Regions from separate parts of the Homo sapiens genome. Here region 2 is linked to region 1. A link is a loop called in an ENCODE intact Hi-C map of the cell type or tissue named here. Cell type or tissue: B cell. All regions are shown on one strand.

Evidence for each region. A loop is a pair of places that touch in the nucleus more often than their neighbours do. Peaks named below come from ENCODE experiments on the same cell type or tissue, not always from the same donor. Only the 100,000 strongest peaks of a DNase experiment are listed, where the experiment ranks them.
Region 2: a loop joins it to region 1, with 5 times the contacts of the local background. A loop is called at or near these places in 6 of 110 quality-filtered maps.

Annotation. Positions count from the first base shown.
Region 1 is chr11:34,923,919-34,928,918 of GRCh38, forward strand. The region is part of intron 1 of PDHX (pyruvate dehydrogenase complex component X); the gene reads left to right. Among named protein-coding and RNA genes, the nearest start is that of PDHX, 9.8 kb to the left of the region's middle. In B cell, CTCF peaks have their summits at 2,362 (motif pointing right) and 2,373 (motif pointing right); a DNase peak (open chromatin) is centred at 2,373; H3K27ac peaks cover 506 bases.
Region 2 is chr11:35,410,423-35,415,422 of GRCh38, forward strand. All of the region lies in intron 1 of SLC1A2 (solute carrier family 1 member 2), which reads right to left. Among named protein-coding and RNA genes, the nearest start is that of SLC1A2-AS2, 6.1 kb to the right of the region's middle. In B cell, a CTCF peak has its summit at 2,023; no DNase peak of the experiment used is centred here.

The sequences.
Region 1 (5,000 bases):
AATAGAGATCAAGAATTAGTGTACTTTAGTCATGAGAACACTGCTGAATAAGGTAAAGGAGAGAGTAAAAAGGGAACCTTCAAGTTTAGGCTGGGAAGGTGAAAGGAACCTGTGAATGCATCTCTCATTACTCCAAGAAGGAACTGTGATATTCTACAATATTGTGACATCTTACAATGTAATAGGATATTGTGATACATCTAGCCAGCTATCTGGATGCCTCCAGAATATACCCTCTTAATTGTTTCTATGCTGCCCATCAAAAATAAATAACTAACATTTTTGAGACTTATTCTTTGCCAAGTCCCATGTGTTACCTTCTTTCTTTCTTTCTATTTTTTTAGATGGAGCCTTACTCTGTCGCCCAGACTGGAGTGCAGTGGGGCGGTCTCGGCTCACTGCAACCTCTGCCTCCCGGTTTCAGGCCTCCCAAGTAGCTGGGACTATAGGCATGTGCCACCAAGCCTAATTTTTGTATTTTTAGTAAAGACGGGCTTTCACCATGTTGTCCAGGCTGGTCTTGAACTTCTGACCTAATGTGATCCACCCGCCTCAGCCTCCCAAAGTGCTGGGATTACAGGCATGAGCCACTGCTCCCGGCCTACCTTATTTCTTTACAAAAATCTATTTATGGCACCATTTTAGAGAAGAGGAAACAGACATAGATAGAATAAATAACTTGTAGGTGGTGGATCTGAAATTAGAGCCTAGGCAGTTTGATTCCAGTACCTATTCTCTAAATCACTGTGGTATTCTGCTTCTCCTTGAGTTTTTTTAAATTAAATATTTAAATAATAAAATATTTCATTTAGCACAATAGTACATGCATATAGTTTAAATAGTACTGAAAGGCTTGTAACAGTACAGTGGATCTCTGCCCCATCTCACCCAACTTTCCCAGTCTTCCTTAGAAGTAACTAGTTTTGTCTCTTAACTTTCTTCTGGCATTTGCCCATCTCTCTGTTTCTATTTTAGCCGTTTTCTGTGGATGACTGCCGGTCAGTGCCGCCCTCTGTTTTCCCTCCCCAGTGAAATTATTTTGTAATTCTTGGTCAAATATTCAGTGTTTACATTAAACAAATATTATGCACAATTGAGGATTGTCCCATATTTTGTTTGTTAGCTTTCTTTTTGCTGCAGTTATTGCTGCCCTTTAAATTTTTAGTTAGTTTTTTCTGTGATAATTTCTAATTTATCTCACGGTATGTAATAGCTTCTCCACACAGTTTTCTGTAATGTCAGCCACATCAGATACTTTCTCACTTAACTTATTTTTGCAGTTTTTATATATCCTCAGCTATGTAGATTGAACTTCAAGCTCTTCTTTTTGCCCTCTGCAGAGAAAACAAGCTTCAGTCTTCTGTTGAATGAGGGTAGGGTTGTTACCTACCACTGGATTAAGAGAGGGGATCCAGGTATCTAGCTACTTTTCAAACAGCAGCCACCCAAATCCTCCCTGGCTTAGGATACAGCTTTCTAGGGTCTCTTTAATTGATTATTACGTATCTATTTACTTTTCTGCTTCCAAAATTGTATGCTGTTATTCCTTTTCTCTGTGTCCTTGTGGGTTTCTGCTTAAAATTAACAAAAGCAAACAGCACATTTTTAAACTTAGTGTTAGTTAAGTTTGAAAGAGGAAGTAAGATTGGATAAATTTATTGTAGACATGTATGAAAATGTAGGTTATCAGAAATAAAAGAAATAAAAAGCCCTTATAGTAATATCACTAGCTAGAATGACTACTATTGTCATTTTGGAGTATTTCATTTCAATCTTTGTATGTGTACAAGCTGGGCAGGTAGTAATTGGATGATGCCATATACAGGTTTGAGCATCTCTAATCTGAAAATCTGACATCCAAAGCTTTTTGAGCACTGACATGATGCTCAGAGGTGATGCTCAAAGGAATGTTCATTGTAGCATTTGGGATTTTGGACTTTGAGATTAGGGATGCTCAACCAGTAAGAATAATGAATGCAAATATTCCAAAATCTGAAAAAATCTGAAATTAAGAACTCTTATAGTCCCAAACATTTCTGATAAGGCATACTCAACCTATATATTGCTTATGGGTTATCTTTTTTATGTTTGTTAGCATGCCAAGACCTGTAAATGCTGTTTTCACACAAACTGTTGTGCATTCATTTTCTGTTGTGGTCCATTGACATTTTCAGTCTATTTTTACTCCAGTACCACACCAAAATAACTATTTGAACAAAGAAGACTTATATGACAAACGATCCTTTAAAACAAAAAATACTATAACTGCCTTTATTCCAAGTGTTAATATTACTCTGTGCCTAGTGCTGATTTTTAAATTACTTTTACTTTATTCTGCCTTATTTCATCCAGCCTGCAGATGGCAGAATTGTTTCATTTGAACAGCAATTTTGAAGGCTCCGTTTTATTTAGTGTGTTCTGACATTGGAATGAGAAGTGATTAAATGAACAGTCTCTCTCCCTATTAGAGAAGAAGCAAATTAATGTTAGAGACAGGGAGCCACACTAAGAAAGTACTGGATAATTTACTTTTTCATTTGGTCTATCTTCATTTCATGATTTTTGCATGCTTGGATTATAAATGAACTAGAGCCTATAAATGAACTAGAGCATGATGTTTAAGCTGTACCATATGTAAACTGCTGAATTCCCTTAATTACTTTAGTCAGAGTAATGGAGCTTAAATCTGCTTCATATTAACCATAAAGCAGTTTGTTCTGCATTTGTATTTTAAGAGTTTGCTTGTATTAAATTTTTTTTTTAATCTAGAGACCTTTTAGCATTCATGAATCAATCATCAATTTAAAGCTTTGATATAATTGAGTTTGCTGAAGTATGAGCATTTTGTTCTTAGGATAAAAGAAATACTTTAGGGAAGAAGAAACTAGAATTAGATTAGTGTACCATATTTGAAATTGAAGTCAGAATTATGCTGTAGAAAAATTGGAAGAGCCCATTTGAGGAAATACAGGAATTGCTTAGAGGGATTACTGTAAAATTCAGTGATTGGTAAATTGCTCATGTAGCAGAAATGGCAGGGAAAACAGCAATAAGCTAAGCAAAAAATTTTAATGTATTGTGTCATTCTGTTGATGTAAAAAAAGAGTAAAATAGTTATGAGTCATGAGACTTTACTTTTAAAATCAGCAAGTTTAAATATAAAGTACTGGACCACATACATTACAATAGTCATTTAAAAATTTTTAAAAATGTTTTGTAACTGCTGTGGAAGGGTAGACTTCACAAGCCAATTAGATATAATTTGCTAGCTTTATAAGAAGGAGCAGAACACTGAAGTGACTACAAAACGTTAAATTTTAACTAAATTTTGAGAACTTTGTGAATACTAATTGAAAAACTTGTGTAATGAGTGCAGCAAACTACTTACCTGTAGTTGTGGGAAACTAATACTAGGAAACGTAATTGGTGCATATCTTAAGGCCTTCTTAATTTGACAAGAGAATGGTAGAATGTACAGCTTACTGGAATAAGGAGGGAGTCTGCATATAAGTTCAAATGCAAATTAATTAATATTAGGTAAAGGATAAAATTCCATTCCAAGGAGTCTAGAAAAGTCTACACTATCTTAGTAGAGTTGACAGCAGCCATAAAGGGCAGATATTAATTATGTGCAGGCCTGTCACTTCAAGTTTATCTTACGATTGTGTAATTACTTTCCCATCAGAAAAATACGTCTGGAAAAGATACCATATAGTGTTCTAATCAAAAGAGGGTATGCTAGAATGAAATATGTACTTTTATTAACACATTAATGCTTATGAAATGATTTTTCTAGCATGAAAGCCTGAGGATAGATTAGTTAGAATAACTACAAAATATATTGCACATTTAACTCTCCGTAATAAGCGAGTGTAATCTATCAAGAGATAGTATTGAATAATGGAGATGTCCAAAATATCTTTCTTTGGTTTTTGTCACCTTCATTTCAGAGTAAAGATAATGATCTACTACAGAATTTTTGTATTATCATAATTCAGATAAGCAATTTCAATTCATTTCATGAAGGGTGACTAAGGAACGATTATGTTCTTTTTATTTTTAAAATATGAAAATTTTTGAGGTTCTTGATGTGGTAACTTGAAAGATAATAATAAATGCAGAGGTTTCATAATATAGTCCTTAATGTCAAGAGTAATGGAAATGTGAAGGTCTCTTAGGTGAGAGATTATAGCAGGAGATAGAATCATAAAATAAATGTGAATTGTGTCGTGACAACTGGAACCAAAGCATACAAATATTGGAGAGAGACTTTAAGAGAATTAAGTTAGTATTTGTCGTAAATTGGAATCTGGCTATAGAAGCATTGAGGTCCATTTAGTTGCTTCTTTGAAATGGAACTCTTTGATATATAAATGTAATATGTATATATTTATGAAATATTCTGTTCATAATGCCTGGCTTGAACTTTTTGATAGAAAGAACACATTGGGACTTTTTTTTTTTTAAGCCTTTGTTTTCGAAAAGAGGCTGGCCTCTTACCGTGGTGCTATTTAAAAGATAAGAGTTTTTTTTTGCCCACCCCCCTCCTTTTTTTTTTTTTTCCCCAGAACAAGTGAGTTTGTTATTCTGAGCTTAACAAAATAAATGCTGAGGCTCAGGCTGACAGTACATTCTTTAAGCAACTGTTTTTGATTTTTTCATCAAGCCATGTAAAAAAGAAAAAGGCAGTAGACACACCACATAGTGTAGAGGATTAGAAAGCTCATTCTGTTATCTCCAAATGCATTCAGTGTGTTAAGCTTTATGCACGTTTTAAGAATTCTTGCAATTAAGTGTAGGATTGTTATGGTTTGGATTTGGAGATGCATCACTAATGTTATAAGTTTTCCTGTGTGTAAGAGAGTATGTGTGTATGTGTGTTTTCCAAGTGCACTTCCCTAATTTTAGTTCACTCAAGAATTTAGTTCTCCAGCATTTTATAGACAAAACATTATGGTTGTATTTAGTAGTTTGCATTATTTTTTACCTATTTAATATTT
Region 2 (5,000 bases), 490 kb after region 1:
GTATAGCATTTTATTACAGATGATAGCTTTGTGGACGCCTGGATATTCTGATCACAAGCAACCAGACTCATTATTTTATTATCTTTCTAACATTTGAATTTGGAAACAGTGGTGGATGCTGTGACATGCTACCCAGATCCCTTTCCCCCCACATTCAGGACTGAATGATTCATTTGCCCAGCTGCTGGGCATGTTGATAAGTGACAGCTCTTAACTATATTCCCCCCAACCCCAAGCCTTGCCCTGTACCGAGGGCCATGTCCCGTTCCAGCACAGCCCCATTCAATGGCTGGTTAATGCAGGAGTAGAAAGGCCAAATCTCTTTCCTCAATTCAGGATCATTCTGAAGGGCCATCCCTGTTCCAGAGCTCCTTGTGGGTGGGCAGGCTTTGGTGCGACTGTTTCAACCTCTCCCTCTGCCTACCCTGGCTTCCCTCATTCCTTCATAAGGATTTACGCTGAAAGCTCCTCCCAATAAATTCCATGCACACAAGTCTCCATCTCAGAATCTGCTTCCTGGGACCAACCAATGACACCTCAACCCCAGTGTATCAATACCTGTGAAAAGAATCTAAAGTTCAATGCTCTCAGACTAATAGATAATGAGTTCTACATTTGAAATGTTAGCAATTAATTATGACCTAAAAATCAATAATCCTTCAAATGCTAAGATTCTATGATGATTTTATAAATATCTGCTGATTGATGGGATTGAGTTCCAGAAAAATCCTGGGAAAATAGATTCAGTCTATAATTCCATTACTCTCTAATCTATTCTTAGAAATTAGCCCAATATTTATTCTTCACACCTTTTCTAGACCATATGTTGCATATAAATAGAAAAAATGATAGCTGAACCAATTCCCCAGGTACCATCAGCCACTTTAGAATGTCTGAGATGTGTGTTGTTGGTTGATAACCATCCATTTCACTCTTGAACAAGTTTGTTTAATTGGGTTTTGTTCATGTTGATGTCCATCCACTTTCCTAAGAAATCTATCAGATTCCAACTGTTCTTTCTTAATTAATTTTTTTAGAGACAGGATCTTGCTATGTTGCCCAGGTTGGAGTGCAGTGGTTATTCACAGGCATTGTTATAGCTAGCTCACTGCAGCCCCCAACTCCCACGCTCAAGAGATCCTCTCGCCTCAGCCTCCCGAATAGCTAGGACTACAGGTGCACACCACTATGCCCAGCCCAACTGTCCTTTTAAGTAAAGATTGAGATTAAACACAATCTGCAGCAGTTAGCTTTCCATGATATCTAAGAGAGAAGAATGATTTTCTTCTTTTCTCTGTTTTCTTTTACCTATCTCCCTTCATGTACTACTACTTCTTCCATTTGAAATTATCTTGTTTGACATCTACAAATAGGTTTGACAATCATTTTCAATTAACTAAACTTATTCTCACTTTTTTATGGTGACATTTTCTTTTGAATGGCACATCTCCACTCAAAGAATAACTTCTTTCTGTAATAGTTGCTGTCCTTCTTAAGGCATTGCCTCTTAAATTCTTTAAGATTCTTTAAGAATTTAAGATTCTTACATTATTTTTTCTTCAGAGACACTAGGTTATCTTGCTTTCTTTGAATGAAATTATTGAAGACACTTACTGGAGCAAAAAAAAAAAACAAAACAAAAATAAAAAGCAAAGGAAGGATCCATGAAATTTTAAGGAAATGTGGATTAATTGCAAAATATGGATAATACAAAACACAGTACAATTAGATGACAAAAAAAACCTAAAAACTCAGTAACAGCATAAAATCAAAACTTCTCTAAGTTCCAGTTTTTTCATCTCTAAAATGAGATAATATTCCCTAGGGGATTTTCAAGGATGAAATGAAGTCATATATATATAGCCACATAAGCTTGGCTGATCCTATTTATATTTGTTTATGGTGATATGGAACACTGTAGATATATGTCAATTGCCTCACTCTTACCAAATTCTATACTTGGTGGAGAAAGCTTTTATAATCAAAAGAGAATGAAATGCCATGGGAATTGGGATTCCCTAAGGATTGAAGGGCTTCCAAAGGGAGTCAGACCACCAGTGTGGACAAAGTGCTGACATTTACTGCCATCTGTTGGGTGATGAGCAAACTGTCCCACTCTTTAAAACACAGAAATACGCCTCTGAAAGATTTCTTCCTCAATTCAAAAGGCATCCTTAGCTCATCACTGTTTGCATCTGCTATGAAATAAATATCAGCCCCACTCCTAGAGGGACAAGACCAGTCGCTGTTTCAGTAAAGAGCGTAAGTTAAGTCGCAACCCTAAACAGCCACACCTGAAGGCTGCAAAAGAAAACATAAATTCCAGGGCCTGCTATAAGCTCAGCTACATTTGCCACTACAAAGCACATACCCAAGGCTCAATTCAATATCCCAAAGGTTGGGACCCATGTGGTCATGCCCTGGGCTCTTTCAAAGCACTGCCTCTAGACCAGACAACGCTATTGGCTTCCTGACTACCAAACCAATAATTACAAAAGACCTCTCCATTATGTACAACCCAGACCAAAGTTAAAGAAAATAACAAGAAGTGCTTTGGGGGGTGGGGGGAAAGGTAGCTTGAAAGATCTTTTTTTTTACATAGAAATGAGATTTTGAATAATTCTTCAAATCCAAAACCACTAGGCAATGGTGTATACCAAGAGAATGGTACGCACGCTTTCAATCTCTCAATAACTTCCTTGGAAAGGTAAGGGGTCAGGCAGGTAACATGAGAAAAGTAGTCTCAGAACAGACTGTGCCCAACCTGAAAGGCATATGCCCTATCTCAGGAGATGGCCATTCCTCAGCCCCAGTTAACCCCTGCCCTGCTGGACTAAGAGGTATGGCCTAGTAACTACAGGCATGGATCCCAGAGCCAGGATGCTTGGTTTGAAAGCCTAGCTTTGCCACTCACTGGCTGTAAAATCTTGGGCAATTCACCTACTCTTTCTGTGCCTCAGTTTCTATACCTGTAAAATGAGGCTAAGAGTCACTCCTGCTGCATCATATTGTTGTGGGGATTAAATAAATTGATACACATTAAACTGTTTAAAGCCAACTGGGATATAATCACTCAATAAATGGTACCAAGATAAAAGGGAAGGTTCTTTGTCATCAGATCTCCCAATTTTTAAGAGAAGCCAGAATCAGGATTTTTTTTAAGGTAAAAGTAAGTATAGGTGAACAATTAAAACATGTTCAAAATCCTCTGTGAGCCTATAAGAATATACCCATGGGCCACATACAGTCCACAGGCACCCAGTACCTCATGTCCAGTGCTGGGAAAAAGGCAAAGCGGGAGGCAGACAGGTCTCAGATTCACTTCCAACTTCGTCACCAGCTCTGTGATCCTGACAGCACAGTGGCTGGGAACTTGGGATGGCAGAACCACATGACAGAAAGTCCTGTGCCAGATTACAAACAGCAAGTGACAGATGGCCCTCCTGACCAAACGTAAGAGAAGAAAGTACTCTCAGTGATTTAAGTGAAGCCTCTAAAATAGAGGGGGGCATGGGGACAGCATCTCCCTCCTTGACCCCAAACATCATTCAAGGTCTTTAACATTGCCATCATCTATCCTAGAGACCAGGATTGACACAGATCAAGTCTAGCCATCAAATCGAGTTCATTCCCTTCATTCCATTTTCAAAGGACAATTCTTGCTCAGTGAGTCCATATTCTAAAGCAACTGTCGAGATTGCCAAAAACACCAAACAGCAGTTCAGCCAACAGTGGTCATATCTGTTTATCTAAGTGAGACATTAAATACATGAATGAAAAATAAATAAATATCAACACCATTGAGAAACAATACTTTTTAAAAGAAAAACCAGAGCACTAAGAAAATGGGTCTTCTTTTTAAAATTTTAAAGATCTTCCTTTCATTCTCCTTTAATACTGCGGGCCCATTGTCTTTTCTGACATCATTTAAAGCCAACCAGACAGATTTATAATGAGATGCTAGTCCTTTTCTATTCTACCGACAAATATGTGGCCCATCTGCCTCCAGTCAATGATGGAGCACTTGAAGATGGAGCAAAGAGATATTTTTAAACATTCCTTTAATTAATTCGTTCCAAGGAGTTGGCACTTGGAGAGTTGCGGGGTGAGGGGCGGGCAGAGGGAGGAGAGAGCAAGCTCATGATCGTGGTAAATAAAGAGATTTGCCATAATCTGGATTCTAAAACCCTTTCTATGAAGCATCCTGCCTGGCCCCCAACAAGCTGTTAAGGGCATGAAATCAAAAGCTGCAAGCAAGGCAGTGTCTGGTGTTTGTTAGATGTTTCTTCAGACTGCGAAGACAAGTTCTTTAAATGCAAGCAAAACTAAAATTTTATCTTCAGAATAATGCTTCTGCCTACTATTCCTAGAAGATTTAATACTATCAGTGTTTTAGTAGATTAAAATAATTGTAGCAGGCGACTGAAATGAAGAATAGTTTCAGCTCATGCCAAGAGGCAAGCCAGTCCAATGGGAGAAAAATTCAATATGAGAAACAATTCAGTTTGCCTTTAAAAGGGGGGAAACCAGACATCAGGGCATTGTGTGACACAGCCATGGAGGAGGGCAGGGAGGGGAGGATTTACATTGAAATCACTCTGTGTTGAGCTTCAAATCATGAAAAAGCTTTGCAATTCTGGAACTGTAGGATTTATGGCACACTGACCCAGAAATCTCACACTTAGCTGTTAAATATATTGCTCGTTTTTTGCAGCTGAAGCATCATCACTTAAGGACTTTTCCTTGTCTGACACATCCTTTAAAGCCAAAGCCAAAGGAGACACAAAACACCTAATTGTGTTGCATGGAAGAGGAAAAGAAGTGGCCATTGATACTGATGAACAGATTTGTCTTTTGGTTTTTAATAACATGGAGTTTCTGCCTCACAAGTTTCATCTGGATTTAGAAATTATTTCCTGAGAATTAAGCTTTCAATTACTCACAAGCGACTGTCTTAGTAAACATGAAATGGTTTTCTCATAGCTCTACTAATATCTATT